Regions from separate parts of the Homo sapiens genome. Here regions 1, 3 and 4 are each linked to region 2. Evidence: chromatin loops called from intact Hi-C (ENCODE). Cell type or tissue: CD4-positive, alpha-beta T cell. All regions are shown on one strand. Region 1 has its middle 34 kb from the start of SNORD14E. Region 2 has its middle 52 kb from the start of CLMP. Region 3 overlaps HSPA8 (heat shock protein family A (Hsp70) member 8). Region 4 overlaps CRTAM (cytotoxic and regulatory T cell molecule).

Region 1 (8,000 bases), 220 kb before region 2:
GTGTGCCACCACACCTGGCTATTTTTTTTTTTTTTTAGCAGAGATGAGGTTTCACCATGTTGGGCCAGGCTGGTCTTAAACTCCTGACCTCAGGTGATCCACCCACTTCACCCTCCCAAAGTGTTGGATTTACAAGCATGAGCCACTGCACCCGCCTTCTCTCATTTTTATGCTAAGGAAACTGAAGCATGTTCAGAGCAACTCAGGCAAGTCTAGACCCTGAGAAGCTCAGGCAGGAATTCCAGCAAGGACTTAGGGCAGGAGGGAAAGGTAGTTAGGTAAAGGATCTGCCTTAGTGAGGACAGGGCTGCAGGTGTGGTTGGAATTCTGAGACGCCAGACATCAGAGGTGCCTGAAATTTCCCTGCTTGGCTATAATGCCCTAGGGTGCCCAATCAGTCTGTAAACACTTACTGAGCGCTTATTAGTGATCTATTGCTTCATAACAATTTACTCTAAAACTTAGTGGCTCACAACAATGATAATCAATTTTTATCTCTAATGATGTATGTGAGTCAGGAATTCCAAAGCAGCTTGGTTGGGTGTTTCTGGCTCAGACCTTCTCATGAAGTGGTGGTCAACATGTCAGCAGGGCTGCAGTCATGTGAAGGCTTGACTGGGGACAGAGATCCATGTTTTCAAGGTGGCTCACTCACATAGCCAGCAAGTTGGTGCTGGCTTTCAGCGGGAGCCTCAGTTCCTCTCCCTGTGCATCCCTCCACAGAGCTGCTTGAGTGTCTGTATTTGTTTTGAAATTGTTGCATAGAAAATTACCACAAACTTAGTAGGTTAAAACAGTACCCATTTATTATCTCACAGTTCTGTAGGTCAAAAGTCCAGGCAGGCTCAACTGGTCTCTCTGCTTCCAAGGCCAAAATCAAGGTGTCAGCTGGTCTTGGTTCTCACTGGGAGGCTCTAGGGAACATTCTGCTTCCAAACCCATTGAGGTTGTTGCCAGAATTGTTCCTTGCAGTTATATAGGATTGAGGTCTCCATTTTCTGGCAGGCTGTTAGCTGAGGGCTGCTCTTAGCTTCCAGAGGCCACACTCAGGCCCAGGGGCTCCCTCTATTGTTAAATCAGCAGCAATGCATCAGGTCCTTCTTGAGCTTTGAATCTCTCTGACTTCCTCTTCTGCCCCCAGCTGAAGAAAACTCTCAGCTTTTAAACGGCTCATAGGATTAGATTGGGCCCGCTCAATCTTCCCATTGTAACATCAACTGATTAGTAAACTTAATTACATCTGCAAAATCCCTCTTGCCATGCAACATAAGATAGTGATGGGAGGCCGGGCATGGTGGCTCACACCTGTAATCCCAGCACTTTGGGAGGCCGAGGTGGGCAGATCACTTGACGTCAGGAGTTCAAGACGAGCCTGGCCAATATGGCAAAACCCCATCTCCACTAAAAATTAAAAAAAAAAAAAATAGCTGGGCATGGTGGGATACACCTGTAGTCCCAGCTATTTGGGAGGCGGAGGCAGGAGAATCAATTGAACCTGGGAGGCTGAGGTTGCAGTGAGCCGAGATTGTGCCACAGCACTCCAGCCTGGGTGACAGAGAGAGAATCTGTCTGCAAAAAAAAAAAAAAAAAAAAAAGTGAAAAAGTGATTGGAACACACTGGAGTGCAAAGATTATAGGGGCCAGCAGAGTATAAGATTTCCAATTCTTCCACATGTTCACTAACATTTGGTAGTATCTTCTTTTCTCATTTTTGCTATCCTGGCTGGCCATTTAATACCATTAATTCAGCAAACACTTATTAAGTCTCCACAATTTTGTGCTGAGTGCCTAAAATCACGTAAACATGAATCAACTAGGTACTCAATAAATATTTGTTGGCTGATTTTCCAGATGTTGGAGACATAAAATTAATTAGACATGGACTCTGCTCTCAAGGATCTTAAAAGTAAATATGTAGTGAAAGACTGATGACCAGCACATAAATAATACAGTTAAAAAAGCAATAAGGGCCAAAAGGAGGGGAATTCAGAAGAAAGAAAAAAATCTTTTAATTTAGAAAGACTCAAATCAAGGGAAACATCCTTGAGTAAGTGGCATTTGAGTGGGTTTTGTAAGAAAAAAATTAGGATTTAGTTATGCAGAGGTGATGGAGAACAGGGGTAGTGGCTAATATTTCAAACAGATAGAAGAGCATGAGTGAGGCTGTGCACGGTGGCTCACAACTGTAATCCTAGCACTTTGGGAGGCTGAGGCGTATGGATTGCTTGAGCTCAGGAGTTTGAGACCAGCCTGGACAACACTGTGAAAATCCAACACAACAACAACAAAAAAAAACAAACACAAAAATTAGCCAGGCATGGTGGCTCGTGCCTGTAGTTCCAGCTACTTGGTAGACTGAGGCAGGAGGAGCCCTTGAGCCTGGAAGATCAAGGCTGCAATGAGCCAAGATTGCACCACTGCACTCCAGCCTGGGTGCAGAGTGAGACAGAAGGAAGAAGAAAGAAAAGAAAAGAAACCTCAGTGATAAAGATTCTCCAGTCTACAAACTGCACACTAGGAGCTTTCTGAACACTTTCAATGCCCAGAGGTATTTTGTTTGGTCTTTTCAATCTTTTTTTAAAAATTTAAATTTGAATGCATTTCATAGAGCATGCATTTTGTAATTCTAGTTTAGTCGATACAAGATCCTGTTGTCCTAAACCCCTCTTCAGCCTCTTCATAGATTTATGGTATCCACCTGGCATCTGAGGGATTTGTGTTTGAGAGCATGGAGTTCAATCCGTTTGTTTTACACATAAGAAAACTGAAGCTCCAAAAAAGCTAAATGACTCAAGGAAGTACTGAGAGTCAGTGGTGGAGTTTCTACCTGGATTCCAGCCTCTTGATGTCCTGTCTGAGCTTCTTTTGCAGAGGCTGATAGACCAAGGAGCTCAGTCACTCTTAGATAAACCCGCTTTGGCTATCAACAAATATGTATGTTTGTTTTTCCTTGAGAGAAGTTTTATAAAGGAAGATGGAAGGAGTTCAAGATTCCTAGGCAAAGAAGAGGACAGAGGCTGAAATGTGCTTCCTTTTTTTCATTTTGCTTGGACCTAAATGGCAGGAAATTTCTTAACTAAAATTAAAAAGCAACTAGAATATCTCTTCCCATCTCATGAATACGTTGCTTTCTAAAGTCAACCGAATCCAAGCAGCTGACTTTCAAAATGGGGCCGAAGGAGACTCTAAAGTGCCACCTGGTGGCCATCTTCAGCACAAGCGAAAAGGAAAAGGGATTGCAGTGAGATCTTTGATCCAGGTAGGGCTGATAGCGTAGAAAACTCCCCAGCGACAAAAGTGGTATTAAAAGTAACAAAAAAGGCCGGGCGCGGTGGCTCACGCCTGTAATCCTAACACTTTGGGAGGCCGAGGTGGGCGGATTGCCTGAGCTCAGGAGTTCGGGAACAGCCTGGACAACACGGTGAAACCCCGTCTCTAACAAAATACAAAAAATTAGCTGGGCGTGGCGGCGTGCGCCTGTAGTCCCAGCTACTCGGGAGGCTGAGGCAGGAGAATTGCTTGAACCTGGGAGGCGGAGGTTGCAGTGAGCCGAGATCGCGCCACTGCCCTCCAGCCTGGGCGACAGAGCGAGACACCGTCTCAAAAAAAAAGGAACAAAAAGGCTTTATTTGACCTGCGGCCAAACCAATGGAAACTTCAGTGGAGGTGGGTTAGAGTGAAGTTCAGGACTTTTAAAGCACTTGTGAGAATGTCTTCCCACAGGACTAAGGAAACAGGTGATACAGAAACAGATAAGGACATCCGGTGAAAGGAGTAAGGTAGGAAGAGATGAGGGTTCTAACCCTCCTACAGGCTTGGGAGTACTTAGCCTGGAGATATTTCTCCAAGCCTTCAAGTTGTCTGCAAGACAGTTCCATATATATGGTGTTTTTCAATATATTTTTACAAATACTATTTATGTTTTAAAATATTCATTGAACATGGAGAAACACCATCTCTACTGAAAATACAAAATTAGCTAGGCGTGGTGGTACATGCTTGTAATCCCAGCTACTCGGGAGGCTGAGGCAGGAGAATCGCTTGAACCCATGAGGCGGAGGTTGCGGTGAGCCGAAATCGCGCCATTGCACTCCAGCCTGGGCAACAAGAGCGAAACTCCGTCTCAAAAGAAAAAAAAATGCATTCAATTTATTACAGGTTTATAACATAACCACAATAAAAGAGGTGAGAAAAAAGAATTAAGTAACTTTGGACTGTTATTTAACTATGTACTCTAAACGCAAAGAGCACACAAATTTTACTGTATTTAATAAATTTGTTTTTCACAAGGCTGTAGGTTGGAAATTCTAAAACTGTTTTATGTGTAATCTAGTGTTGAACAAATAAGTAAATACATTGTGAATAATAACCACCGAATTTTTTACTGTCAGAGAAAGGAATTAAAAACAAGAAAGGGAAATAATAGAATGAACCCTGAGAGCTGGAATGGAACTGGAGGTATCAATATAAAATAATAGGTTTTTTTTGTTTTTTGTTTTTTGTTTTTTCTTTTTTCAGACAGAGTCTCTCTTTTGCCCAGGCTAGAGTGTAGTGGTGAGATCTCAGCTCACCACAACCTCCATCTCCCGAGTTCAAGCAATTCTCCTGCCTCAGCCTCCCAAGTAGCTGGGACTACAGGAGTGCGCCAACACGCCCGGCTAATTTTTGTATTTTTAGTAGAGACAGGGTTTCACTATGCTGGCCAGGCTGATCTCAAACTGCTGTCATCGTGATCCGCCCACCGCGGACTCCCAAAGTGCTGGGATTAAAGGCGTGAGCCACTGCACCCGGCAAAGTCATAGTTTTTAATAGAGAGACAGGGAAATAAGTAAAGACATGTTTAAGTGTACACATACGTATATTTCCTAGCCCTGATCACTGAGGGAGGAAACAATGACACCCCAGTAGCAGTAAGCATCTAGTGCCCAGATCTTTTTTTTTTTTTTTTTTTTGAGCCTGAGTCTTGCTCTGTCGCCCAGGCTGGAGTGCAGTGGCGTGATCTCGGCTCACTGCAAGCTCCGCCTCCCGGGTTCACGACATTCTCCTGCCTCAGCCTCTCCAGTAGCTGGGACTACAGGCACCCACCACCACGCCCGGCTAATGTGTGTGTGTGTGTGTGTGTGTGTGTGTGTGTGTGTGTGTGTGTGTGTTTAGTAGAGACGGGATTTCACTGCAGATCTTTCTTTCTAAATATTATTCTCCAGTAAAAAGGAACCCGGTCTACTTAAACAGATAGCTGATTATACGGCTGGGGCAGGGAAGAACAGAATGAACTTAGGACATCTTGTGGAGCTAGTAACTAAGGAAGTGCTCAAAAAATGATGGACACATGTTGAAATGACACAAGCCAACTTGGTAAGACTCCTAGATCTGGGACAATCTGAACAACAAAAATGTTTAAAAGATAATAATGTTCACTCACAGATTAAAAGCAATATTCATGAGCCCATACTTATTTAAATAAAAAATTGAATAAACAAATAAATGAGGAAGAAAGGAAAGTTCTTTCTTACTGTAATACTCCAATTAATAAATGCAGAAGGAGTGATGCAAATAGCAAGTCACCAATGGCAAAGATCACAGTAAAAATTGTTTTTCAAGAACGTATCAGTGGATGCTAAAATTCATGGATGAAATTATTACCAGAAACATGATATTTATTTAGTCTCTAAGTATTTTTCCATGAGATGCCTATTAATTACAGTGAGAAATGTCATAACTTCACAATGTAGAAATGTGGCATATATAGCCTTAACCAAGATTAAAGCTTATTGTGTGCTTCCTGATATGATGCACTGAGAAGGACATGGCATCCCTTATGTGGTATCCTTACCAAAAATGCATAACCTGAATTTAATGTCTGCAAGGAATGCAGACATACCCAAATGGAGGGATGTTCCACAAAATAACTGACAGCTGCTCTTCAAAGGTGTCAAGGTTGGAAAAGATAAAGAAAAACTGAGACATCGTCCCAGCTTAAAACAGGCTAATAAATAAAGGCAATGTGTAATCCTGGTTTGGATCATGGATCATAAAAAGGACAGTATTGAGTCCAGATGCAGTGGCTCACGCCTGTAATCCCAGCACTTTGGGAGGCCGAGGTGGGCGGATCACAAGATTCAGCAGTTCAAGACCAGTGTGGCAACACGGTGAAACCCCATCTCTACTAAAAATACAAAAATTAGCCAGGCATGGTGGCGGGCCCCTGTAATTCCAGCTACTCCGGAGGCTGAGGCAGGAGAATTGCTTGAACCCAGGAGGCGGAGGTTGCAGTGAGCCGAGACCGTGCCATTGCACTCCAGCCTGGGCGACAGAGCAAGACTCTGTCTCAAAAAACAAAAGGACAGTATTGAAACAGATAATGAGAATTAAATGAGATAGCAATGAATTAAGTAGTAATGTTAACTTCCCAATTTTATCTTTGTACTGTTATTATATCATATGTTAACATTTGGAGAAGTTAGGTAAAGAGGATATAGAAATTCTTTGTACTATTTTTGTAAATCTTACATAATTTACAATAAAAAGTTGTAAAAAACTAAGCAAGAATTATGAACCATCCACTGTGTATAAGGCACTTTAACCAGAATATAATTTCTCAAGAAATATGTATCCTGTACGTTAGAGAACTTTTAACATAATATCAATTAATCAGAACATTGTCCTTCTATGAGCTAGAAATCCAATAACTTTCTTCTTGTACATCTCACATATCTCTATCTTAATTAATTAATTAGTTTGTTCATTCTTCTTTTTAATTAAAAAACTATGGGCTAGGCCTCATGCTGGGAACACAATAATGAAAAAGCCAGACATAATTCCTACCTCCCATAAACTAAAAGTCACATGGAGATATAATTAAAGAGTCAATTACAGTGTATAATAAGTGCCAAGATGTGTTAAGCAATTTCAGGCCACAGAACATGGCAGTTAGCACAAATTCTAGAGCCATATTGTCTGGGTTCAAATCCGTGCTCCATCACCAGCTGTGTGACTTTGGGAAAGTTACTTAACCTCTCTATGCCTCAATTTTCTCATCTGTACAATAAGAATAATAATAGTATCTACATCATATGGTTGTTGTGAAAATTAAAGGAGTTAATTTTATAACGTTGCACTTAGAATGGTGCCTGGTGAATCGCTTGAGCTCAGGAGTTTGAGACCAGCGTGGACAACATGGTAAAACCATGTCTCTACAGTAAAATAAAAAAAAAAAAATTAGCTGAGCATGGTGGCATGCACTATAGTCCCAGCTACCTGGGAGGCTAAGGCTGGGGGACCAATTGAGCCTGAGAAGTCAAGGCTGCAGTGAGCCACGATAACATCACTGCACTCCAGCCTGGGTGGCAGAGCGAGACCCTGTCTCAAACAAAAAAAGGTGCCTGGCACGCAGTAAGTCTAGGAAATGAATGGGCACACACCTGTTGCGGGGGCAGGGCTCTACTGTGTGAAGACGGGGAGTATTTAAGAAAAAAGCTTCCAGAACAAGTGGCATGTGAGCTGAGACCCAAAAGGCAGAACAATCAGGCTTTGCAAAAGCCTGGAATTGAGACAGGGCAAAGAGATTTGCAAAACTGAAAGAGTTCGTGGCCCAAGTGATGAGTGGTGAGAAATGAAGTCAGAGATTAGTAGGGACCAGATCATACAGGGCCTTTTCAGTGGAGTGAAAGAGCCTGGACTTCACCTTTAAGGCTGTGGAAGCCGTGGTGAGATGGAGGCAGGAGGAGCATCTCAATGGCCCTTCAGAAAGATTTCTAAGGCAGCAAAGTGGAGATTTATAGAGGAGATTCACAGCAGGCCACACTGGAGCCAGAAGAGGCGGGAGGCTTTTGTGGTGATCCAAAGAGGAGATGGTAACGTGCTGGACAAAGAGAAGTGGACAGATTGGAAAGATCCTTAGAAGGTTGAATCCTTTTGCTTTCCACTAAGATATGAGCACTATGAGAAGAGAATTTTTCAACAGCTTTATTGAGATGTTAGGCACGTACCATACAATTCAC
Region 2 (8,000 bases):
TGTCATTGGGTTCTAAGTAGGAGGGTCTGTAGTGTCTCAGGCATAGCGAGGATATCAATTTGCCTGGAGTTGAGGCCTTTCCTAGACGGGTGAAAGGGGATAATGTTGGTGAGGTGGTTTGCAGTTGAATTGTGGAGGACATTGATAACCAGTATGACTTTAGCTCTGCAGGTAACTAAAACCCCCAGGAAGACTTTGAGCTGGGGCATCAAATTTCCCTCTGATTTAGGAAGATAAGTCTGGTAGCAGCATGTTGGGCGAGTCAGAGTCAGGGGCAACAAAGCCATCAGAAGGGTTAGAACCATTTAGACGGCAGCTGGCGGACAATACACCAGGACAGGAGCAGAAAGAGACCCGTGAGAGGGACTGTGAAGAAAGCAGTGATTCTTCATGACAGGCTTCCTTCCCGCTGGATCATGGTTACCATAATTATTAGTATGTCCATCTTACTACTCTGATTAAATTACAAGTTTCTTGTAGGTAACACCTTGTTTGCACAGAGGAGGCTCTGTTGGTTGAATTAAATTGTGTGTAACCTAATACGGTGAAATTAGATTTATTTCCACGCTATTGCTAATGATGTAAATCTGTTTAATTGTTCGCCAAGACATACCAACTATTTGAGTCTTTGTTGGATATTGAGATTATTTTATGCAAAAGGTGTATTTCCTGACAATGCATTACTTTGAATAGAAACTTCCCCTACCCACACATAAACAAACACACACACAAAACCAAACACACACACACACAAAAACCCTCAGAATCAAAATGCTTCCTGTTTGACTAATAAAACAGAAAGGGAATGCTTAAGGAAGCAAACACTTGCTTTTTGAGTTAGAAACCTGAAAGCTGTGAGGGGTGTTAATCAGTTTCTTGGCCATTTAAGCATTCGTCACATTTGTTTTTTCCACTTTTTTGATTCATCATTTTAAAAAGCCTCCAACTTGGGGATTTCTGATCTGTTAAAAAAAAACCTTTTAACAAACATCCCTAACACTCTTTTTGGCAAATACCTCTTCTCCTCAGAGTGCAAAAATAGAAATCACTTGCTATTCTAAATAATGTATAGTGTTCTCTTTGAGGCAGGACCTCTCGTTGCTACTTCAGCTTAAACACTGGCTGGGCTTTCTGAGTCCGGCCTCTTCCAAGAGCTACACGTTTCATGGGGCACGAGGGCGACCTCATAGCCACCTCTGATACCAATTGTGGCTATAAAGCTTCCCTACACTGCTTGCTTTTCCACTTTCATTTAAAAGCTACTTATTTTTGGCTGGGCGTGGTGGCTCACACCTGTCATCCCAGCACTTTGGGAGGCCGAGGTGGGCACATCACCGGAGGTTAAGAGTTCGAGACCAGCCTGACCAACACGGTGAAACCCCACCTCTACCAAAAATACAAAAATTAGCCAGGAGTGGCGGTGGGTGCCTGTAATCCCAGCTACTTGGGAGGCTGAGGTAGGAGAATCGCTTGAACCCGGGAGTCAGAGGTTGCAGTGAGCTGAGATCGCGCCACTGCACTCCAGCCTGGGAGACAGAGCCAGACTCCATCTCAAACAACAACAACAATAACAACAAAAAAACTGCTTATTTTTATTCTTCTTTGTTCATTTCAATTCATCTGCTTTTCATATGGGAGATAGAATGAATATTCAGCATGGACTTTGAAGCTGGATCAAATCCGTTTCTAACACTTTACTAGCTGAATGACCTCAGTCAACCAACCTCCTGTAGCCTTCGTTTTCTCATTTGAAAATGGGAATAATGATACTGAATTTCAGAAATTAGTGAAGATGAAATAAGAGGAGATAACGAATGTAAAGCATCCAGCATATGGTAGTGTTAATAAACATTAGTTTCTTATTTGATGGATTTTTTTTCTGAGCATTCTCATGCTTAAGTCAATATATGGGCCAATCCCTCTGTACTGTGTTATTAATAAACAGTGGTTCTCAAAGTGTGGTCCCTCAACCAGCAGCATCAGCGTCAGTGGGAACTTGTTGGAAATGCAAATTATCAGGCCCACCCTATTCCTGCTGAATGAAAAACTCCAGGGGAGGGGCCCGGCCGGTTGTGGTTTATCAACCCTTCAGAGGGTTCTGATGCGCACTGAAGTTTGAGAACCCCTGATTCTAGATAAAGGTTAGCACACTGTGTTTGTGGGTGTGGTGGGGTGTTCATCCAAAGGAAATAAACCAGTGAGGTGCAACTGGAGAGTAATTACATTATTTAGATTTGGTCTTTGGTTTCCGGGTCTATTGTTTGCTCTCTTTCCTTGTCAAGCTAAGTCTTTGGGACCAGGGATGCGGAAGTAAATAGAGTTTGATTTCTGTGATCTGTTGAGATCTGAGGATTTGAAGTGGTCCTGAATCCCAGGCTCAAATAGCATAGCTCTGGTGTTTTCATTTATTTTATTTTTATTTTTTATTTTTTTTGAGAGGGAGTCTCGCTGTATCGCCCAGGCTGGAGTGCAGTGGTGCGATCTCGGCTCACTGCAAGCTCCGCCTCCCAGGTTCACACCATTCTCCTGCCTCAGCCTCCCAAGTAGCTGGGACTACAGGCACACACTGCCACACCTGGCTAATTTTTTTGTATTTTTAGTAGAAAAGGAGTTTCACTGTGTTAACCAGGAGGGTCTCGATCTCCTGACCTCATGATTCGCCCGCCTCAGCCTCCCAAAATGCTGGGATTACAGGCGTGAGTCACCGTGCCCGGCCAGCTCTGCATTTTTATATAGGCCTCTTTGTCTTGGGGGCCCCTCTGGCTTTGGGAGTGGGATGGGAGGGCTAAGATGACACCAGGACCGGATGGTAACCTCTATTCAGATGTTTTTCTTTCTTTCTTTCTTTCTTTTTTTTTTTGAGATGGAGTTTTGCTCTTGTTGCCCAGGCTGGAGTGCAATGGTGCAATCTTGGCTCACTGCAACCTCCACCTCCCAGGTTCAAGCAATTCTCCTGCCTCAGCCTCCCGAGTAGCTGGGATTACAGGCATGTACCACCACAGTCGGCTAATTTTGTATTTTTAGTAGAGACGGGGTTTCTCCATGTTGAGGCTGGTCTCAAACTCCTGACCTCAGGTGACCCACCTGCCTCGGCCTCCCAAGGTGCTGGGATTACAGGTGTGAGCCACCGTGCCTGCCCAGATGTTTTTCTTATTTAGAGACATCCCTCCACCTTCCATTTTTGGATTTTTCTTTTTTCTTTTTTCTTTTTCTTTTTTTTTTTTTTTGAGACAGGGTCTCATTCTGTCACCCAGGCTGGAGTGTGTGGTTTGATCACAGCTCACTGCAACCTTGACCTCTTGGACTCAAGCAAGCCTCAGGAGGCTGAGGCCTCCCTGAGCAGCTGGGACCACAGGAGTGCGCCACCATGCCCAGCTACTTTCTGTATTTTTTGTAGAGACTGGGTCTTGCTATGCTGCCCAGGCTGGTCTTGAACTCCTGCCTGAAGTGATCTGCCTGCCTTGGCCTCCCAAAGTGCTGGGATTACAGGCATGAGGCACCATGCCCGGCCAGCACCTTCCATTTTTGGCTCTGAAACCAGACTTTGAATTTTTCTTCCCTTTTTTCCTTTTAATGTAATTTGTGACTTCAAGGGCTAACAAGGCTTTGGGTTTTGTGTGAGATGAGCAGGGAGGAAGGTCATCAAAGGATTGGCACTAAATGTTGTTGATCTTTTATGAGAAGCTACTCCTGAAAATTGGCGTCCAGTTCTGAGCTTTCAGTATTTTGGTGCACTCTGGGGTCAAAACGATAGCAAGACAGACACATAAACTAATCAATGGCTAAAGAAACTCAGTTTTCGAGTGTATTCCAAATAGCTGCATTCAGGTGCCGCGGCCGCTCAAGCTGGGTTTGCAGTTGGTTAGATACCGCCCCCTTGTGGGCAGCGGGTGTCACTGGCTCCTGTCGGGAGCAGGGGCGCCTGCAGCTTGATCAGCTCAAATTTCCTCAGGGTCATTGATTAAATGTCCGTGCCTTGTCTTTCTATTCTTTCTCCTGCCCTGGTCTTCTATCACCATTTGAATTTCCATCAACTCTACGCTGATTTGGGGAGATACAAATGTTATAACTACCCAGTTGCAGCTGTGTGGATCGGGGAGCTATGGGGTCTGGTACCACCGATGGGATTCTGTAAATACATATGCCCCACCCCATGATGAATTATTATTTTTTTAAAGTTCAAAATTATGCAAGTAATATGTTTATTGTAGAAAAATTAAAAAATTACAGCCACAAGCCTATCACTTACCAAACAGATATTTTGTTATGTTATATTATTCTATTAATATATACCTCTCCCCTCAATATTCCTACTGACCACTTTTCTCTCTCCGGTTCCACTTTAATTCTATTCGTCTATTCCAGGAACAAGAAAACAGAGAAGAGAGGAGGGGAACGGAGACCAGGCAGTGATAGAAAGTGAACAATGCTTTATTTCTTGGCCTTGCCTCACTGGGGCTGGCTGCAGTTATCCTGAAATGAGACAGCACCCTCCTTGATTGCTTGACCTGGTAACTTAAAGTGACACGTGTACCACATGGCCCCTCGTCCTCTTCCTTCCTTGACCTCTTCTTTTTATCTATTTTCTCTTTCTTTCCTTCCTTTCTTTCTTTCTTTTCTTTCTTTCTTTCTCTTTCTTCTTTCTCTCCTTCCTTTCTTCCTTCTTTCCTTCCTTCCTTCCTTCCTTCCTCCCTTCCTTCCTTCTTTCCTTCTCTCTCTCTCTTTCTTTCTTTCTCTTTCCTCTCTCTGTCTTTCTCTCTTTCTTTTTTTTTTTTTGAGATGGAGTTTTGCTCTTGTTGCCCAGGCTGGAGTGCAATGATACCATCTTGGCTCACTGCAACCTCCACCCGTCCCAGGTTCAAGCGATTCTCCTGCCTCAGCCTCCCTAGGAGCTGGGATTACAGGCACCCAACACCACACCTGGTTAATTTTTGTATTTTTAGTAGAGACGGGGTTTCACCATGTTGGCCAGGCTGGTCTTGAACTCCTGACCTCAGGTGATCTACCCGCCTCAGCCTCCCAAAGTGCTGGGATTACAGGCATGACCCACCACGCCTGGCTTGTCTATTTTCGGTCCCTTCTACAGGGTCAAATACCTCCTTCCCTTTTGCCTTTAACATCCTTTTTATTTTCAACAGAAGAGACAGGAAAAGATGGTGTCTCAGTATTATTGTCTGGGCTGAGAATATATTTTCCTGGATCTTGGCTGGGAACTTCTGGCCCAGCCTTTCTTGGGCTTATTCATATTTTTCTTGCTGAATAATAAAGGCTCTTACATATTAGAGTTATTAACCCTAGGTCTGTCATTAAAGTTAAAAAAATTTAACTTATTCATCAACACCTTATTCAACACCTTCATGAATTCATTCAACAATCAATCAGCACTTAGGGTGTGTTATCAGGTGCTGTTCTAGATTCTGGAGATTCAGTGATTTACAAAAGGATAGATGGGGTTTCTGCTTTTGTGGAGTTTAAGTGAAGAGGGAAGAGAAATGTAAAAGCAAGTAAATAGTTTTAGATTTTGGTGAGTGCTTTGTTGTTGTTGTTGTTTGTTTTGAGTCAGAGTCTCACTCTGTCGCCCAGGCTGGGGTGCAGTGTCTCACTGTAGCCTAGACCTCCTGGGCTCAAGAGGTCCTCCCATCTCAGCCTCCTGAGTAGCTGGGACTACAGGCATGCACCACCATGCCTGGCTCATTAAAAAAGTAGTGGGTGTTTTTTTTTTTTTTTTTTTTTTTTGCTGAGAGTGGGTCTCACTATGTTGGCCTGGCTGTTCTCAAACTCTTGGGCTCAAGTGATCCTCCCGCCTCAGCCTCCCAAAGTGCTGGGATGACAGGTGTGAGTCACTGCACCCTGCATGTGAGTGCTTTGAAGCAAGGTAAGGTGATGGGGGAGTTTGTTCCTTTAGTTGAGGCTGTTGGGAAGGGCTGCTCTGAGTAGGTGGGATCCACATGAGGACAAGGAGTCAGCAACATTTCAACCCAGGAAGAACCTTCAGACAGAAGTCAGAGAAAGGGCAAATACCCCACAGGCGAGTAAGCCTGCTGCACCAGTGTCCAAATGAAGGCTGTTGATACCACGGCATAGAGAACAAGAGAGACATAATTAGCTGGGCACGGTGGCCCAGCTGTGTCTGCAGCCCCAGCTGCTCAGGTGGCTGAGGCATGAGAATTGCTTGGACCTGGGAGGTTGAGGGTGCAGTGAGCTGAGATCGCGCCACTGCACTCCAGTCTGGGTGACAGAGTGAGACTCTGTCTCAAAAAAAAAAAAAGAAAAGAAAAAAGAAAAACAAGAAGAGGGACAGCAGGAGGCTATGGGGTTAGAGAGGTAGCAAGGCTGCGGTGAATTCAGTTCTTATCTTAGATGAGGTTGGAAATGAAGGATTTTATGGGCATAAGAGATGGTCTCATTTACCTTATTCAAAGGGCGTGCAGGCGGTTCTCTGGCAAAAGGACAGTGAGGGAGGCAGAGGGGGCACCACAGACAGACAGTGAGGAAGACTGTGTGTCGGTCCAGATAAGATGTGATGATGGCTTAGCTATGGGTGGCAGCCACTGGAGAGGGGAGAAGTCAATGAGCCCTAGACACTCCTTGAGGGAAGAGCTCATGGGACTTGCAGCTGAACTGGATTTAGGGCAGAAAGGAAGAATCAGAAATATTTGCCTTTCAGTGTTGTTTATGGTTTTTCGGTGTGTGTGTGTGTGTGTGTGTGTTTAGCCTTACTAAAATACTACATTGTAAATGTATTTATTTGTAGCAAATATTACTATTTTTCGTAGCAAGAACTTGTGCTCTGAATAATTTGGGGGATGTTTCACGTGGGCTTTGTTTGTTTAACAGCCCAAATGGCTGCAAACATCTCATCAACCAAACAATTCGCCTTCCTCACGTCCTCATTTCTTCAAGACAGAGGACAAGAGCTAGAAGATAGGATGATATTTTGACTTAAGAAACCTACTTCAGCACTATAGAAAAGAATAATAATAATAATAAATTAAAAAAAAAAAAAAGAAATCAGCCAGGCGCGGTGGCTCACGCCTGTAATCCCAGCACTTTGGGAGGCCGAGGCTGGTGGATCATGAGGTCAGGAGATTGAGACCATCCTGGCTAACATGGTGAAACCCCGTCTCTACTAAAAATACAAAAAATTAGCCAGGCGTGGTGGCAGGTGCCTGTAGTCCCAGCTACTCGGGAGGCTGAGGAGGAGAATGGCGTGAACCCGGGAGGTGGAGCTTGCATTGAGCCGAGATCAAGCCGCTGCACTGCAGCCTGGGTGACAGAGCAAGACTCCGTCTCAAAAAAAAAAAAAAAAAAAAAAAAGAAATCTACTTTATGTTCAGGCCCGAGTCTGGGTTTTGAAAAATAATGAATCGGATCCTTTATTGGAACCAGTTGACAGTCTGTTCCAGTTTTTAGGAGCATTTTTCTCCTGGTCGTGCTGTTACTCATTTGATGCTGAGAAAGAGCGATCAATGAAGCCATGGCATGAGACATCTGGCAGCAGCTCTTCTCCGTCACATTTCCAGCGCCTTCTATGAATAAGAAATGCAAACTCAATGGCCGTCCGTCTGCTCATCAGGGCTCCCTTTGTTGGACTTCCTCATGCTGTCTCGTTTGGATTTGTGATCGCTCAGGCAGGATGGACTAGGGGAGTGCGGGTGTGCATGTGTGTGTTTGCACGCCTGTGTGTGAGCAAGCATGTGTATGTATGAGCACATGTGTGAAGGAGAGAAAGATGACAGAGAGGAGAGGCAGATAGGAAAGCCTACAGAAGGAAACAGCAAGACAGGCAGGGGTGGAGACAGAGTCCGAGGCAGAGACAGGGTGGAAAGCTAGAAACCCAACAAGTGAGAGTGGATGGGTGATGTTTTCTCAGATTCCTCACTCTGAGGCTGTAAAACCTGCTGAGAAGAGATGCTGGGGGACTCACAGTCATTTTCAGCAGTGTCTGTCTTGTGTGTGGCTGAGTCCTCCTACTATATCTGCACTCAAGAGAAACTGAA
Region 3 (8,000 bases), 190 kb before region 2:
ATGGACCTTGCTGGTGTCATGAGATTAATTCCTGACTACTTTGCTGTGAATTGCACAACTCACACAGTAATGTAGCTTCACATTCAGCTTGGGAAGCACATAGGTATCGAAGACGCTTGCTTCAGAAATGTCCCTGATTGCTGCAGCCTCCACTATGTTTCAAATGACAAATTTTTTTTATTTTTTTTGAGACAGAGTCTCACTCTGTCACCAGGGCTGAGTGCAGTGGCACGATCTTGCCTCACTGCAACCTCTGCCTCCCTAGTTCAAGCGATTCTCCTGCCTCAGCTTCCCGAATAGCTGGGACTACAGGCGCTTGCCACCATGCCCAGCTAATTTTTGTATTTTTAGTAGGGACGGGCTTTCACCATGTTGGCCAGGATGGTCTCAATCTCTTGACCTCGTGATCTGCCCACCTTGGCCTCCCAAAGTGCTGGGATTACAGGTGTGAGCCACCGCGCCTGGCCAAATGATGAATTTCTCAATGGCCTTATCCTTGGGCACGCATCGGGCACAGTTCTTGCAGTGAATAGACTGCACGTGACCGAAGCCCTTCTTGGCAAGACCGTTGTTCCTTCTTTCCTTTCTTTCTTTCTCTTTTTGACATGGAGTCTCGCTCTGTCGCCCAGGCTGGAGTGCAGTGGCGCAATCTTGGCTCACTGGAACCTCCGCCTCCCTCGTTCCAATGATTCTCCTGCCTCAGCCTCCTGAGTAGCTGGGATTACAGGCATGTGCCGCCACACCTGGCTAATTTTTGTATTTTTAGTAGAGTTGGGGTTTCACCATGTTGGCCAGGCTGGTCTTGAACTCCTGACCTCAGGTGATCTGCCTGCCTCAGTTTCCCACAGTGCTGAGATTACAGGCGTGAGCCACCGCGCCCATAAGGCCACAACCCACCTTCTTTTCAGTACAATCTAATCTTTTCCCAGCTCCTAAGGGGACCTGTATCCACTTGGTTTGAGTGACCACAATGTCTCAAATGAAAGTGTAGAAATTTTTAAAAAAATAAAAAACAGGCCAGCACAGTGGCTCACGCCTGTAATCCCAGCACTGTGGGAGGCCAAGATGGGTGGACCGCTTGAGGCCAGGAGTTCGAGACCAGCCTGGCCAACATGGTGAAACCCTGTCGCTACTAAAAATACAAAAAATTTAGCCAGGCATGGTGGCGCATGCCTGTAATCCCAGCTACTCCTGAAGCTGAAGCCGACAATCCTTTGAACTCGGGCAGTGGAGGTTGCAGTGAGCCGAGATGGCGCCACTGCATTCCAGCCTCGGCAACAGAGTGAAACTCTGTCTCAAAAAAACAAAAACAAAAACAAAAACGAAAAGGTCTGGACCCAGCAGAATGGCTCTTGCAGAGAAGGGCGGTGAGAAGGACCATTCTGCCATCAGCGGAGGTGATCATCTGAGACTCCACCATCAACATTTACATGCGTACCCGTGAAGTGGGCTTCAAAAAGGGTGCCCCTTGGGCACTCAGAGAGATCCGGAAATTGGCCATGGAGATGCGGACTCCAGATGTACACATTGATATCAGGCTTAACAAAACTGTCTGGGCCAAAGGAATAAGGAATGTCCCATACTATATCCATATCCATGTGCACAGAAAACATGAGGATGAAGATTCACCAAAAACAGCGCTGTACCTATGTACCTGTTACCACTTTCAAAAATGTATAGACCGTCAACATGGATGAGCGCTAACTGTTGATTATAAAATAAAAGTATAAAACTACCAAAAAAAAAAAAGCCCAGTAAACCCAGCACAGCCATGATTATTCCATTCTTTGAGAGTAAGAATCTTATTTTTTTTTTCTTTTTCCTTCTTTTTTGTGGAGTGGGGGGGCGGACAGAGTCTCACTCCATCGCCCAGGATGGAGTGCAGTGGCACCATCTCAGCTCACTGCAACCTCTGCCTCCCAGGTTCAAGCCATCCTCCCATCTCAGCCTCCCAAGCAGCTAGGACCACAGGCATACGCCACCATGCCCAGCTAATTTTTGTGTTTTAGTAGAGATGAGATTTTGCCATGTTGCCCAGGCTGCTCTTGAATTCCTGGCCTCAAGCAATCCACCCACCTCAGCCTTCAGCTGAGCAATATTGTTCTTCCTCATCCATGTTCCCAATTACAATGGTAGGCCTTTGTCTCTGTCTCTGTCTCGCTTTCTCTTTTCTCCTTGCAGGGGAAACCAGCCCTACGCCTCTTTCTTTTTCAGTTAATATATGTATTTATTGAGATCATACAATTCACCCATCTAAAGTGTGTAATTCAATATTTTTAGTTTACAGAATTGTGCAATCATCACAATTAATTTAGAACAATCTGATCACCCCAAAACAAATATCCCATACCCTTTATCACTCTGTATTTCTCCCCGTTTTTCCCCTCAGCCTATGCAACCATCAATCTTTTTTGTCTTAAAAGATTTCCTATTCTGCACATTTCATATCAATAGAATCATATGTGTTTTTTTATGACTGGGTTCTTTCACTTACCATAATGTTTTTAAGGCTAATCTATGTTGTACCACATATCAGTACTCAATTCCTTTTTTTTTTTTTATTTGAGACAAAGTCTCACTCTGTTGCCCAGGCTGGAGTGCAGTGGTGTGATCTCAGCTCACTGCAACCTCTGCTTCCCGGGTTCAAGCGATTCTTTTGCTTCAGCCTCCGGAGTAGCTGGGATTACAGGCACACACCACCATATCCGGCTAATTTTTGTATTTTTAGTAGAGATGGGGTTTCACCACGTTGCCCAGGCTGGTCTTGAACTCCCGACCGCAGGTGATCCGCCCTCCTCCTCGGCCTCTCAAAGTGCTGGGATTACAGGTGTGAGCCACAGCGCCCAGCCCCATCAGTGTTTTCCAAAATGGCTATACCACCAACAGTGTATGAGGGTCCTAAGTTCTCTACATCCTTGCCAGCTTGATTATACGAGAAATTCCTAATGTACGAGAAATTCTATCTCTGTGATAACTTGCATTTCACTGGTGGCTAATGTTGAGCATCTTTTCATGTGCTTATTAGCTATTTGTTTATCTTCATTGAAGAAGTGTCTATTCAGACATTTTGCCCATTTTAAAAAATGGGTTGTCTTTTTGAGTTATGAGTGTTTTTCATATATTCGGGATAACAGTCCCTTATCAGATATATGATTTATATTTTATCTAGTTTTATGGGTTTGCCTTTCACTTTCTTGATGGTGTCTTTATCTTGGCAACATGGCAAAACCCCATCTCTACACAAAAAAGTACAAAATTAGCTGGCCGTGGTGGCATGCGCTTGTGGTTCCAGTTACTCAGTAAGAGGATCACTTGAGCCCAGGAGGCGGAGGCTGCAGTGAGCTGTGATCATGAAACTGCATCCCAGCTTGAGTGACAGAGCAAGACCCTGTCTAAATAATAATAATAATAAAATAAAATAAATAAAAAATTGAGCTGGCTGCATGCTCTGAATGTTCTGTGCTGTGGCCCAGTGTTCTAGGACAGGCCCCATTGCTCCAGGCAGGCCCTGACAGTCTTATACTGCAGACTAGCTACACTGTCTCTGTTCATCCCACTGACTCCACATAGTGCCCAGATCTCAGGGGCAATGTAAAGACCTTTATTCCGGTCAAGATCTTGGCAATTCTGTTATTGCCAACTTTCCTTTACCCAAATCTGCTCCAGGTTTGATCACTTTCTTCTCATCACATGCAACTCTAATGTTGGCTCCCCACCCTGCAAGGAACAGAGAGTGAGTCTGAGCTCATCCAGCAACCACCCTCCCACTCTTCCAAGAGAGATGATCATGAGCAGACTATTATAAAGCACAAAGGGAGCACATTCTACCCTCTTGGGTACCTGCTCCACCCACCCCTTTTTATTCATTCACTTGACAAATATATGTTGCTTATGTGCCAGACACTGGGAACACAGGTGTGCACACAGGTGCTTCTCCATTCTTGGGTGAGCTTCCTGAGGAATTTAAGCATTTCACCAAAGTGTGTTGAGAAACCCAGAAGCAGTTCAGGGGGATGAGGGAAATAATATGGGGACTTAAACTAGCCAGTGTGGCTCCGGAAAGGCTATATTCTCTGAGCTTTTTCTTCACCTCACCCTCTGTATTCTAAACCTGTCTGTATTACCCATCCCTCCATACCCATTGCCCAAGTATCCTGAGATCTCAACTCAAGCCATTACTCCCACCTAAGCAGGGCACTTGCTCAGTTGAGAATGCTGGGCCGGGCGCAGTGGCTCACACCTGTAATCCCAGCACTTTGGGAGGCTGAAGCGGGTGGATCACCCGAGCTCGGGAGCTCGAGACCAGCCTGACCAACATGGAGAAACCCTGTCTCTACCAAAACCACAAAATTAGCCGGGCATGGTGGCGCATGGCTGTAATCCCAGCTACTCGGGAAGCTGAGGCAGGAGAATTGCTTGAGCCCGGGAGGTGGAGGTTGCAGTGAGCTGAGATCTCATCATCGCACTCCAGCCTGGGCAACAAGAGCGAAATTCCATCTCAAAAAAAAAAAAAAAAAAAGGAGAAAAAGAATGCTTTGCCTGGAAGGTAATTGTGGATATTTAGAGCTGACTTCCTTTTCCTTCTTCATTATTTGCTGTGCTTCCAGCTAGAAAGCACAACAAACAGCACAGACAATGCTACAGCAGCTTCCCCCGGGGTACTCTGATAGTTTTATAAATAGCTACTGCCATCTAGTGGACAAAGATGACTACATCAGTACGTAGACCCACAGATACGGAAACTCTCAGCGTTTCTATTTATGTCCTGCAACCACTTCATCCCACCTTAATGGAATCCAAAAGACCACTTTTCCTTTGAAAGCCTAAAGCCTGGAACATTGTAAGTACTCAATATAGTTTGGACAAAGGATTTTTCACGGGCATTGTCATTTTTTAATTTTATATGTAACAAATATTGTAGTAATATTGTTGGATAATTTTATTATTGTGGCTTTATACTATTGCCTTAGAAGTTTAAGTCTATTAAGGGCCAGGCGTGGTGGCTCATGCTTGTAATCCCAGCACTTTGGGAGGCGGGCAGATTGCCTGAGCTCAGGATACTGAGCCTCGGTACACGATGAAACCCCATCTCTACTAAAACACAAAACATTAGCTGGGTGTGGCAGCGTGCACCTGTAGTCCCAGCTACTCAGGAGACTTAGGCAGAATTGCTTGAGCCCGGGAGGTGGAGGCTGCAGCAAGCTGAGATCACACCACTGCACTCCAGCCTGGGAAACAGAGCAAGACTCCCATCTCCAAAAAAAAAAAAAAAAAAGAAAAATGTCTAATAAGGTCAAGTAGAAACTGAGAGAGCTATAGTAATAAAAATACATTTTAGAATATAACCATATTGCCAAGTTCACCAGAAACCTGCATGTAACTCCTAAACTGGACCTAGAGATTAAGTTTTTTGGCCTGTCTTCCCAATCCAGTAGCGCCCTGTGCAGCAGGGACAGAACCATCTAGGTCATGGAGTTTCCTCTTATAAACTCAAACCTCCTTACAGTAACTTGCAAAAGCAAATTTTGCCACCGTGTAGATTTGTGCATGCACAGCCAGAGCATCCAAACATCCCTCCATTGTAAGGTTATTTGGAGAATCAAATAAGGGGAGAAGCAATTGCCATTAACTCGAAATTCAATGGGAAGTGGTAGACACTGCTGTCCCTATGGTTACCTTCTCTTTCTCTAAGCCTTACCTAACAGCTAATTAGACATTTATAGGGTTTAAACATCTTTACTGGTTTTTTAAACTACTAGCCCACAGCAGAACCCTAATTACAAACAATAGGCCAGGCACAGTGGCTCACACCTGTAATCTCGGCACTTTGGGAGGTCAAGGTGGGGCAAACCATTTTGAGGTCAAAAATTCAAGACCAGCCTGGCAACATGGCAAAACTCCCGCTCTATAGAAAATATGAAAATTAGCTGGGCATGGTGTCCCAGCTAGTCAGGTGGGAGAATGCAAAGGTGGGAGGATGCAAAAGTGGGAGGCAATGTCTGCAGTGAGATCGCACCACTGCACTCCAGCCTAGGTAAGGGAGGCTGGAGGCTCTCAAAAAAAAAAAAAAATCCATTTCCCCAGATTAGACTATGTGATGACATTAAGTGTCCACCTGAGCCTCAGTATCATCTATAAACACATTCTGGTTTATAAATAGATGAAAGTATAATACGAATAACTGAGAAAACCTAGCAAATATTAATTCCCACCTTCCCAGGCCCCAATTCCTTGCTATACATTACACATGTCCAACAAGTTATTATCTGTATAGGGGAAACATTGCCATATTTACTCCTCTAATTTTGTGTTTTGCTAATGAACATTAAGCTAACATTAACCTGAAGTTCAAAAATTTACAGTAACAGCTACCACTGAAAACCTTCCACATATTTTTAAGATTCCACATGAAACGAGATCAAAGTATATTTACCCTTTAGTCTCGTTGAGTCAAGGCATCAAAAAAGTTTGTAGCATCTCAAATACATGGTATGGCCATGTGCAGTGACATACACCTGTAGAGCCAGCTACTTGGAACTAAGGCTGGGTGACCACTTGGACCCAGGAGTTCCAGTCCAGCCTGCACAAGTGATAACACACCCCTATGGAAAACTGAAGCCCAGGTAAGATTCTCACCCAAACAAAAGAAACATGCCAAAAACGTGCATTGCTGTCAGGTGCAGTGACTCACACCTGTAATCCCAGCATTTTGGGAGGCCGAGGCGGGTGCACCACCTGAGGTAGGGAGATCAGCCTGACCAACATGGAGAAACCTCATCTCTACTAAAAAATACAAATTAGCCAGGAATGGTGGCGCATGGCTGTAATCCCAGCTACTTGGGAGGCTGAGGCAGGAGAATCCCTTGAACCCAGGAGACAGGGTTTGCACCATTGCAATGAGATCGTGCTATTGCACTACAGCCTGGGCAACAAGAGTAAAACCCTTCAAAAAAAGAAGTGTGTACTACTTGTCATTTTTTGTAACCTTGGAGAAAATATGGAATGAGAAGTATATCAAATCGTGCTACAAATTCCCACTGAGATACCCAGACATTAGTAGCCCTTCAGTACCAAAGAGAAAAACTGCAGCTCCTCCATGAATTAGCTTTTTGGCATATGCTAAGATTAGCTAGTCCACTGAAATCTGTCACGTACGTAATGACAGGTAACAGCCTGCTCCCCTAGGCTATCACAACTCACTGTTGGGACCTTAATTAACCAGGTGGCAGCTTAGCTCCATCCCCGACCTTCTGAATAATCTTAACTCAGGAAGAAATGGAAGCCCACAGGGCAGTGGCTCATATAAGGGATTGACATTCAGATACCTCTGCCATGTAGCTTAATATTCACTGCCCATTATTTGATTCTGATCTCTAAATTCTTACTCATCTAGCACAACCCTCCAGGAAAGCCTCTGCTCCTAGGCAGGCTTACACACAGAATAAGTTTAGAAAACACCATTAAGTCAGCTTTCTGCCTCTCCAGCCTAAGGACTAAGGTTAGTTTGATCCAGATCCAATTTCTTATGCTCCCCTTCTCAAAGCTCTGAATTCCAAAATGTACCATCCACAATGCTCTGAAGGGCAACTTGCCACCCAGCCCTTGTTAACTCAAGCTTAAGAGGAAGGAGAAAGTAAGAGTCACATAATCACCTAAGCCTACTTCTCCCACCAGCTGGCCTGGGAGATTATTTAAAGACTCAAAGCAATTGTATGGTGCCAATTTTAAATAGTTTTATTTAAGACATTGCATTTTCCACTTACAATACAGTGTTTATAAAGTGCAATGTTATTTCCTTCCCCTGTGCATATGTTCCATATTCAAGTATTGAGAATGCCCAGTAACTTACTATAGCAGCTTAACTTTTTAAAACTGCCACAGAATTTGCTACGAATTTAGGTCCTTCAAATGTTTTAAATGTGTGGAACAATGCTACATCTACACTTGGTTGGCTTAATCAACCTCTTCAATGGTGGGCCCTGAGGAAGCACCACCAGAGG
Region 4 (8,000 bases), 380 kb before region 2:
GGTAGATCATCATGTGCCAGTATCCACCCAATTAAAACAACATTCAGTCTAAATGCAATAGTTTGCTAGCTTGTTAATTAACAGGATAAATCAAAGTAAATACAGAGTCTAGTTTTAAATATGTATAGATAAAACTTGTTTTGTACATAAACATAATTTTCTGAATTCACATAGTATATACTATGTTAGAAGATTTAAATCACTATTGATAAATTTTATTCTATATGTCCCCAGTGATGTCCTTCTTCTTTTTTAAAATTTTGAGACAGGGTCTCACTCTGTCACCCAGGCTGGAGCGCAATGGTGTAATCACGGTTCACAGCAGCCTCGACCTCTCTGGGCTCAGATGATCCTCCTACCTTGGCCTCCTGAGTAGTTGGAACTACAGGGGCGCACCACCATGCCCAGCTATTTTTTTGTAGAGATGGGGTCTTGCCATGTTGCCTAGGCTGGTCTCAAACTCCTGGGCTTAAGCAATCTGCCTGCCTCGGCCCCCCACAGAACTGGGATTACAGGCATGAACCATTGTGCCCGGCCCCATATTCTTCTTAAAATTTATTCCCAGTACTTCTATTTGACTAGCATTCCAGCTTTTCCCTCTTTTCATTGCCAGCAGCTCTCCTCTTTCTTCAATTTTCTCTGGCACCTGTGTGGTCAGAGTTCATTTTAGCCTTATAGTCTATACTATTATCTCTATAATGTTTCCTTAGTAATTCTTTCTTTCCTCAGAGCCCTTACACACAATTCAGGTATTTTTATATTTTTCATACAGTTTGAATGTTTGATTAACCAGATATGTTTTCAAAACCATGGAAAATTATTTGATTAAATAAACACCAAGAAGCACTCACAAATTTTATAAAAACATGAACCACCTGTGACGTGTCAGTATATATATATATACACACACACACACATACATATACGTATATATATATATATATATATATATATATATATATTTTTTTTTTTTTTTTTTTTTTTTTTTTTTGAGAGGGAGTCTCCTCGCTCTGTCGCCCAGGCTTGAGTGCAGTGGTGCCATCTTGGCTCACTGCAACCTCTGCCTCCCAGGTTCAAGCAATTCTCTTGCCTTAGCCTCCCAAGTAGCTGGGATTACAAACACACACACACCACCACGCCCGGCTAGTTTTTTGTATTTAAAGTAGAGATGGGGTTTCACCATGTTGACCAGGCTGGTCTTGAACTCCTGATTTCAGGCGATCCACCCACCTCAGCCTTCCAAAGTGCTGAGATTACAGGTGTGAGCCACTGTGCCCACCCGACATGTCAGTGTTAGTATTTGTAAAGTGACAGGCACAGTTATTACATGCTTCCTGGATGTGGCTGGTAAAACCTGTTCAATGACTGGTAAAACCTATACTAGGCTGACCCTCTGGAAACATTCCTAAGCATTGATTAATGTTATACAATAACATTTAGCACTGTGCTTCATAAATAGCTAGGCATTGTACTAAACATGTTATATAAATGAACTTACTAATTCTCACAAAACACTCGAAGAGGTAAATGCTGTCAGTATCTCCATTTTACAGATAAGAGAAAAAAAAGTGCTAGGTCGGGTATCTTGTCCAACTCATTCAGGAGCAGGTAAATAGCAGCACTGGAATTCAGCCCAGTCTGAGGCTGATTCCAAAGCCATCTAATAGGTAGATAGATAGGTGGATGGGTAGATAAACAGACAGAGGGATTGATTGATGGATAGAAGGACACAGATAGAAACAGTGAATACTCTTTGCCTACCACTGCCACCACACAGAGGTCCAGCATGCTGTGCTTTAAGCCAGGCAGGTGAGCAGATGGACACTCAGTGGGATACAGATTCAAAAACCAGAGCAGGAGCCACAGAACACACAGTTCTGGGGTTTCTGCACAACCTCTACAAGCAGGTAGCCGCTAAATATATTCTCCAATCTCTTTTACTGAGCACAATGTGGGTAAAACTGCTCTCTATAGTAGCAGAATTTTGTTTTTCCCCTTTCCTAGTTACTGATGAAGAGACAGCTTCAGATGCTCTGGAGAGAAACTCTCTATCCTCTCAAGACCCACAGCAGCCCACCAGTACTGGTAAGTGTCAAAATCATTCAAACTTGTTTTTAAAAAATCACGTTTCCTTGGGAAGGTTATTTTTCTCATTCTAAGTTTTAAGAATATTTTTTGTTTTAATTTTTACTAAGACCATACAGGCCCCTCCAACTGGCTCCAGCTTTGTACCATCCTAGAGAAGAACCACATCAGGCATCGGAATACTTAGTGGGATGGGCTTCAGGCTGACATAAAGCTTTGCAAGTTCAGTTCTAGTTTGCCTGAGATAGAGATGTACACATGTACACACACACATTCACGACTGTGACATTTGAATTTCCTCTGCAGTAAAGGACAAAGTTGAATTCATTTATAGAGAGACTCGTTTCTTTGTTTTCCCATCTGAAGCACACCAAACACAAAACACAGACTTGGTATCAACAAAGAGAAAAGAAGCAGAAGCTGGAGATTTGGTGTTGTCATTGAATAACAAAATCACCTCTGAAGGCACATCAATTACTTGATTGTCAATAACTCAGGTCATTTTTGATGATGGGATTGAACTACAAATACAGAATAATTTAGAAAGCCTGGATTATAATTCCAATTTTTTAGACAGTGAACTCACTAGAGGTTAACTCAGAGCAATGATTGTATATCTAATTTAACTTTGTATTTTACCTAGCATAGTATCCAGCAATAGCAGCTTCTCAGAAAATGAATTACGAAAGAAAGAAAGAAAGAAAGAGAGAAAGAAAAGAAAGAAAGAAAAAGAAAGAAAGAAAAAGAAAGAAAGAGAGAAAGAAAAGAAAGAAAGAAAAAGAAAGAAAGAAAGAAAGAAAGAAAGAAAAAGAAAGAAAGAAAGAAAAAGAAAGAAAGAAAGAATTGGTTATGGTGCTTTGAGCAAGACTATTAGCCTCATCCAGAAAGGCATAAATTCCTACATATTCTCTTTCCATTTCATGTAATGTGTCAATAATAATTTCATTTGTTGGAATAAGGGCTTTCAGAGCATTATCATGTTCATAGTTCTGAGTATCAGATCATATTTTTAAAAATTTGTATCCTAAATAATATTTAAAAGTAAATGTTTGGGATTTCTAAACACTGATAAATACAACATGTACCATACAATTTTTTGAAGGACAATGGAAATTGAAAATATTATGAAGTGGAACAGCCACATCACTTGCTTTAATAATCCAATATTTGTAAACGTGTTTAGAATCTAGTAATCTTTAACGGCTTGCTACTGAGCAACTCAATTTTCTGCTCTGCTTTTTCATATATAAGACTTTTAAAATAGGGTTTCTAAAATTCCTTTCAGCTTTCCATTTCTACGATTTTATTACATTTAATACCCATTTTCAATAGAATGGGAGGCTTCATTCCCCTCGGGGTCCACATAGTGGCGCTGTGCAATGGACTAAAAAGCAAGAAACTGCAGAGAGAAAAAAGGAAATTGGAAACATCAGCAGTAAAATCTGGAAAAAAAAACCACACAGTTTCTGATTTTTTATAATTTATCTTATCTAGAAAAAACATCATAGTACATCCCACTTCTAATGGGGAGGCAAGCAGAGGTTTGAATAACTGAAGCTATATTTCAACATAAATTTCAGGCTGTAGGTTTTCTATAATTAAAGCTTGGAATGCCGTTCCTCGGTGTTCAGTTGTTATCTTGAAGCATCCTAAAGACCTTCTCCCTAATAGGCCTGATTCAGGATGGAAATATGAAATAATGGTTTAAATGCTGGGCTCTAGAGTTAGGTAAAACAGAGTTTATGTATTGGCTTTGCCACTTATTTGCTACAGGACTTTAGGTACTTTACATAACTGCTCTAAACCTCCGTTTTCTCAGAGCTGTGGTGAGAAATAATATATACCAAGTGCTCAGTTCAAGGCCAGGCACAGAGTAAATGCCCAAAACATTTACCTTAAAAAAATAAGGCAAAGTGAGCCTAGCCATTTGCAATTATGTTTGCAAGAAATCCATAGTTCACAAATGATCTCAGTACTGTTTTTAAATTTGGCTTCCCAAGCTGCTCTGGGAAGACTTACGTAACTACAGTTGTATGTAGTCACATGTATATAATGCATGCATAGCTCATGTTTTATCTTCTTTCACTTTAGTCTCAGTAACGGAAGATTCTAGTACATCGGAGATTGACAAGGAAGAGAAAGAACAAACCACTCAAGATCCTGACTTGACCACCGGTAAGTGTCACCCACTGCATTTAGAATAAACACTCGACATTTTAACCTCTTAATCGATAAATTCAATGGCCTTTGTCAGTCCTCCCTTTTCTTGACCTTTCTGCCCTTTAGGACATGATTGGTTAATCACTCCCTTGTCCCTCCTTGATTTAGTTACCTCTCGGCTTCTTGACATACTTTTCCTGGTTCTGTTATTTGTTGCTAACCACTGCTTCTCTGTATCCATTAATTAACTTATCTTCCTCTTCTGACTTCTTAAATGTGTATGTACTTCTGATTTTACTTCTCCATCTTTTGTTCTTCCCTTTTTTTTATATATATATATTTTTTTTGTGAGACAGAGTTTCTTTCTTGTTGCCCAGGCTGGAGTGCAGTGGTGCAATCCCAGCTCACTATAACCTCCACCTCCCGGGTTCAAGTGATTCTCCTGCCTTAGCCTCCCGAGTAGCTGGGATTACAGGCACACGCCACCACCCCAGCTAATTTTGTATTTTTAGTAGAGATGGGGTTTATCCATGTTGGTCAGTCTGGTCTTGAACTCCCGACCTCCGGTGATCTGCCTGCCTCGGCCTCCCAAAGTGCTGGGATTACAGGCGTGAGCCACCGCGCCCGGCTGTTCTTCCCTTATTTTTTAAAGAGTTTACTCATTCCCAAGATGGTTCCTGTTGCCACTAGGCAAAAGATTTCTCTCTTTTTTTTTTCTGGTTTTGTTTTGTTTTTAGAGACAGGGTCTCTCTCTGTCTCCCAGGCCAGGGTGCAGGGGCACGATCATGTTCACCGCAGCCTTGAACTCCAGGGCTCAAGAGATCTCCTACCTCCACCTCCCAAATAGCTGGGATTACAGGTGTGAGCCACTGTGCCCAGTAAGCAAAAGATTTCTATACCTATATTTCCAGAACATCCTCCTCAGCATTGCTCCCAATTTCTTTCCATTTTCTATGTATCTGTAGCTGAATTTTCTGTGATTTCCCCAAACTCAACATTGCTAAATACCAAACAGCACCTTCTCCCACAAAATCAGCTTGTCCAAAGCATCACACAGGCCCCAAAGCAACACACGGGTCCCAAACCTTGGTGTTATCTATCACTCCTATGTATGTGTACAAATATATCTATGTGTATATGTATATGCATATGCACACACGTATATAAAATCAGTCAATTTCCAAGAACTTTTGAGTCTTGTCTTTCAGGTATTTTGTCCATTGTCACTGTTAACGTCCCAATCCAGGCTCTCATCATCTCCTGCATGGAGTATTATAACTTCAGTTTCTCCTCCTCTGGTTCACTTTTAGCACCCTACCATCAAAATATCTCTTTATCTGCATACCTGTGTTCTAAAACCCTTTATAGCTTCCTGAAGTCTACAACACAGAGCATGAGTCCCAAACACCTCATTAGGTGCCATCTATTACCTACTTCTGCAGTCTCATATCTACAAAGTCCTTATGAGATACATATTTTTCTCTGAAAACATCAACCCTTTTCAATCGCCCTGCCCTTGTTTATCCTCACTGCCCCTGGTGGAAGAGGAGACCTCCTCTCACCTCTCCTTACTCCCTCTTCAAGGCCAATATCTTCACTGAAAACTTTTTTGACCAACTCAACCCTCAGAGACCATTCTTGCCTCTGAACCCCTGAACACACTATGATATAAATACATATGGATCCAGAATTTGACATATCTTACTTTTGTTTGTTTTTATTAATTTGTTTATATATAGAGACAGCTAATCCCCAAAGCATGTGAACTGTGCCTTCTGTAGGTCCAAGCACAATGTTCTACACATAGCTGGCACTCCTTAATTATTCATTGGTTAAGATGAGGTGACTAGGACATTTAGCAAGACTACAGCCCATAGAATCAGAATTCTAGGTTTAGAAAGCCTTTTTTTTTTTTTTTAAGAGACAGGTCTCATCTGTCTCCCAGGTTGGAGTGCAGTTTCACAGTCATAGCTCACTGTAACCTTAAACTCCTGGACTCAAGTGATCCTCTGCCTCAGTCTCCCAAGTAGCTAGGACTACAGGTGTGCACCACTGCTCCTGGCTAATTTTTTATTATTATTATTTTTGTAGAGACAAAGTGTCACTATGTTGCCCAGGCTGGTCTCAAACTCCTGGCCTCAAGCAACCCTCCCATCCCAGCCTCCCAAAGTGCTGGGATTACAGGCATGAGCCACTGCACCTGGCTAGAAATATTTTCACAAGCTCATCTGATTTAGCCCAAATGCCTTCCTGTAGGGCCACATTTAACCTAACCAAGATAAATAAATTTTCATTTTATTTGGATAGTTTTTTAAACTCCTTAACAATCCCTCTTGCTACTTAACTATATTTTGCTAAAAATCATTCCTAAAGCTAATTTGAATCTCCTGACTATAACTTAAGTCGATTTTCTCATATGCTTTCTGTAGAAATAAAAAATAACTAGCCCAATAGCTACGTCACTTAAAAAATCTTTTCAAATCATCACACATAATTGCCTTGTTTGTTGTATGCCTGTTTGCTTGTTCTCAGAGAATGAACAATGTAAGTCTCTTTACCTTCAGGGGTAAGCTCTTTCTCATCTCTTCATCTGAGCTGTCTATTAGCTTATATCACATTGTAGAAGTATTGTTACATATTCTCCAGTGGCAAAAAAAAAAAAAAAACCCAAAGTATCTAAACTCCTTTTTCATTTTCCTTATAGAAGCAAATCCTCAGTATTTAGGACTGGCAAGAAAGAAAAGTGGCATCCTGCTGCTCACGCTGGTGTCCTTCCTCATTTTCATACTCTTCATCATAGTCCAGCTCTTCATCATGAAGCTGAGGAAAGCACATGTGATATGGAAGAAAGGTCAGTGGGCAGGGAACCTGACGGGGGCTATAAGACGCCAGAACAAATGGCTAAAAAAAAGGGAAATTCTGTCCATTAAAGCTTTCTGTCAGACACTACATAATCTATTTGATAAGTGCTGTCTCAGATAAGCAATTGTTTGTTTTCTAGTAAACTCGGGTGTGAATCTCCAGGGACTATAGTCTAAGAGTGTATAATCAATAGAAACTAGCATAGATCCAGAAATTGGCATTAAATGATAGACACTTCTATTCACAGAAGGATAAAAATCCCAGGACTGCCTAGCACAGTCCCTACAGGAATCAAAAACTATGTGTTGAATTAATGAGGTATGAGTTATGGGAGGGGCATGGTAAGTCTACTATTGCACAGTAACAGAGGTATTATCTTATTCAAATATACATTTCTACATGTCCATGGCATCAGAAATTAGTTGCTTGATTTTCTTTTTTTGTAGAAAACGAAGTTTCAGAACACACACTAGAAAGTTACAGATCAAGGTCAAATAATGAAGAAACATCATCTGAAGAGAAAAATGGCCAATGTAAGTCAACTGTATGACCTGAGATCTGAACAATGAGGTTCATTAATGTATTAGTCAGATTTCTCCAGAGAGACAGAGACAACAGAATATGTGTGTGTGTGTGTGTGTGTGTGTGTGTGTGTGTGTGTGTGTGTGTGTATGAGGTGGGATTTATTAGGGGAATTGGCTCATGAGATTATGGAGGCTGACAAGTCCTTGGACAGGAGGTCTGCAAACTGGAGACCCTGGTATGCTGGTAGCCTGGCTCAGTCCAAGTTCAAAGGCCTGAGAACTCAGGGGACCGCCAGCGTTAAGTCCTGAAATCCGAAGCTAGGGAGTCTCGAGTTCTGCTGCCAGGAGAGAGGAGGGAGTGTATTCCAG

What was found. Peaks named below come from ENCODE experiments on the same cell type or tissue, not always from the same donor. Only the 100,000 strongest peaks of a DNase experiment are listed, where the experiment ranks them.
Region 1: a loop joins it to region 2, with 2.9 times the contacts of the local background. A loop is called at or near these places in 2 of 110 quality-filtered maps.
Region 3: a loop joins it to region 2, with 4 times the contacts of the local background. A loop is called at or near these places in 7 of 110 quality-filtered maps.
Region 4: it touches region 2 in a loop (5-fold over the local background); 12 of 110 quality-filtered maps call a loop at or near these places.

The regions. Positions count from the first base shown.
Region 1 is chr11:123,020,108-123,028,107 of GRCh38, forward strand. No RefSeq gene overlaps it. Among named protein-coding and RNA genes, the nearest start is that of SNORD14E, 34 kb to the right of the region's middle. In CD4-positive, alpha-beta T cell, CTCF peaks have their summits at 1,066, 1,265 and 3,212 (motif pointing left); DNase peaks (open chromatin) are centred at 1,064 and 3,204.
Region 2 is chr11:123,243,518-123,251,517 of GRCh38, forward strand. No RefSeq gene overlaps it. Among named protein-coding and RNA genes, the nearest start is that of CLMP, 52 kb to the left of the region's middle. In CD4-positive, alpha-beta T cell, CTCF peaks have their summits at 3,889 (motif pointing left) and 4,090; a DNase peak (open chromatin) is centred at 3,864.
Region 3 is chr11:123,049,781-123,057,780 of GRCh38, forward strand. HSPA8 (heat shock protein family A (Hsp70) member 8) reads right to left here. Exons shown (of 9, transcript NM_006597.6): 9 at 7,709-8,000. The coding sequence ends at 7,954. It also overlaps the pseudogene RPS26P43 and the pseudogene RPL31P47. Among named protein-coding and RNA genes, the nearest start is that of SNORD14E, 4.4 kb to the right of the region's middle. In CD4-positive, alpha-beta T cell, a CTCF peak has its summit at 4,716 (motif pointing left); DNase peaks (open chromatin) are centred at 4,691 and 5,078; H3K27ac peaks cover 629 bases.
Region 4 is chr11:122,860,460-122,868,459 of GRCh38, forward strand. CRTAM (cytotoxic and regulatory T cell molecule) reads left to right here. Exons shown (of 10, transcript NM_019604.4): 6 at 2,005-2,085; 7 at 4,177-4,260; 8 at 6,950-7,096; 9 at 7,554-7,640. Among named protein-coding and RNA genes, the nearest start is that of JHY, 18 kb to the right of the region's middle. In CD4-positive, alpha-beta T cell, CTCF peaks have their summits at 3,444 and 3,646; a DNase peak (open chromatin) is centred at 3,462.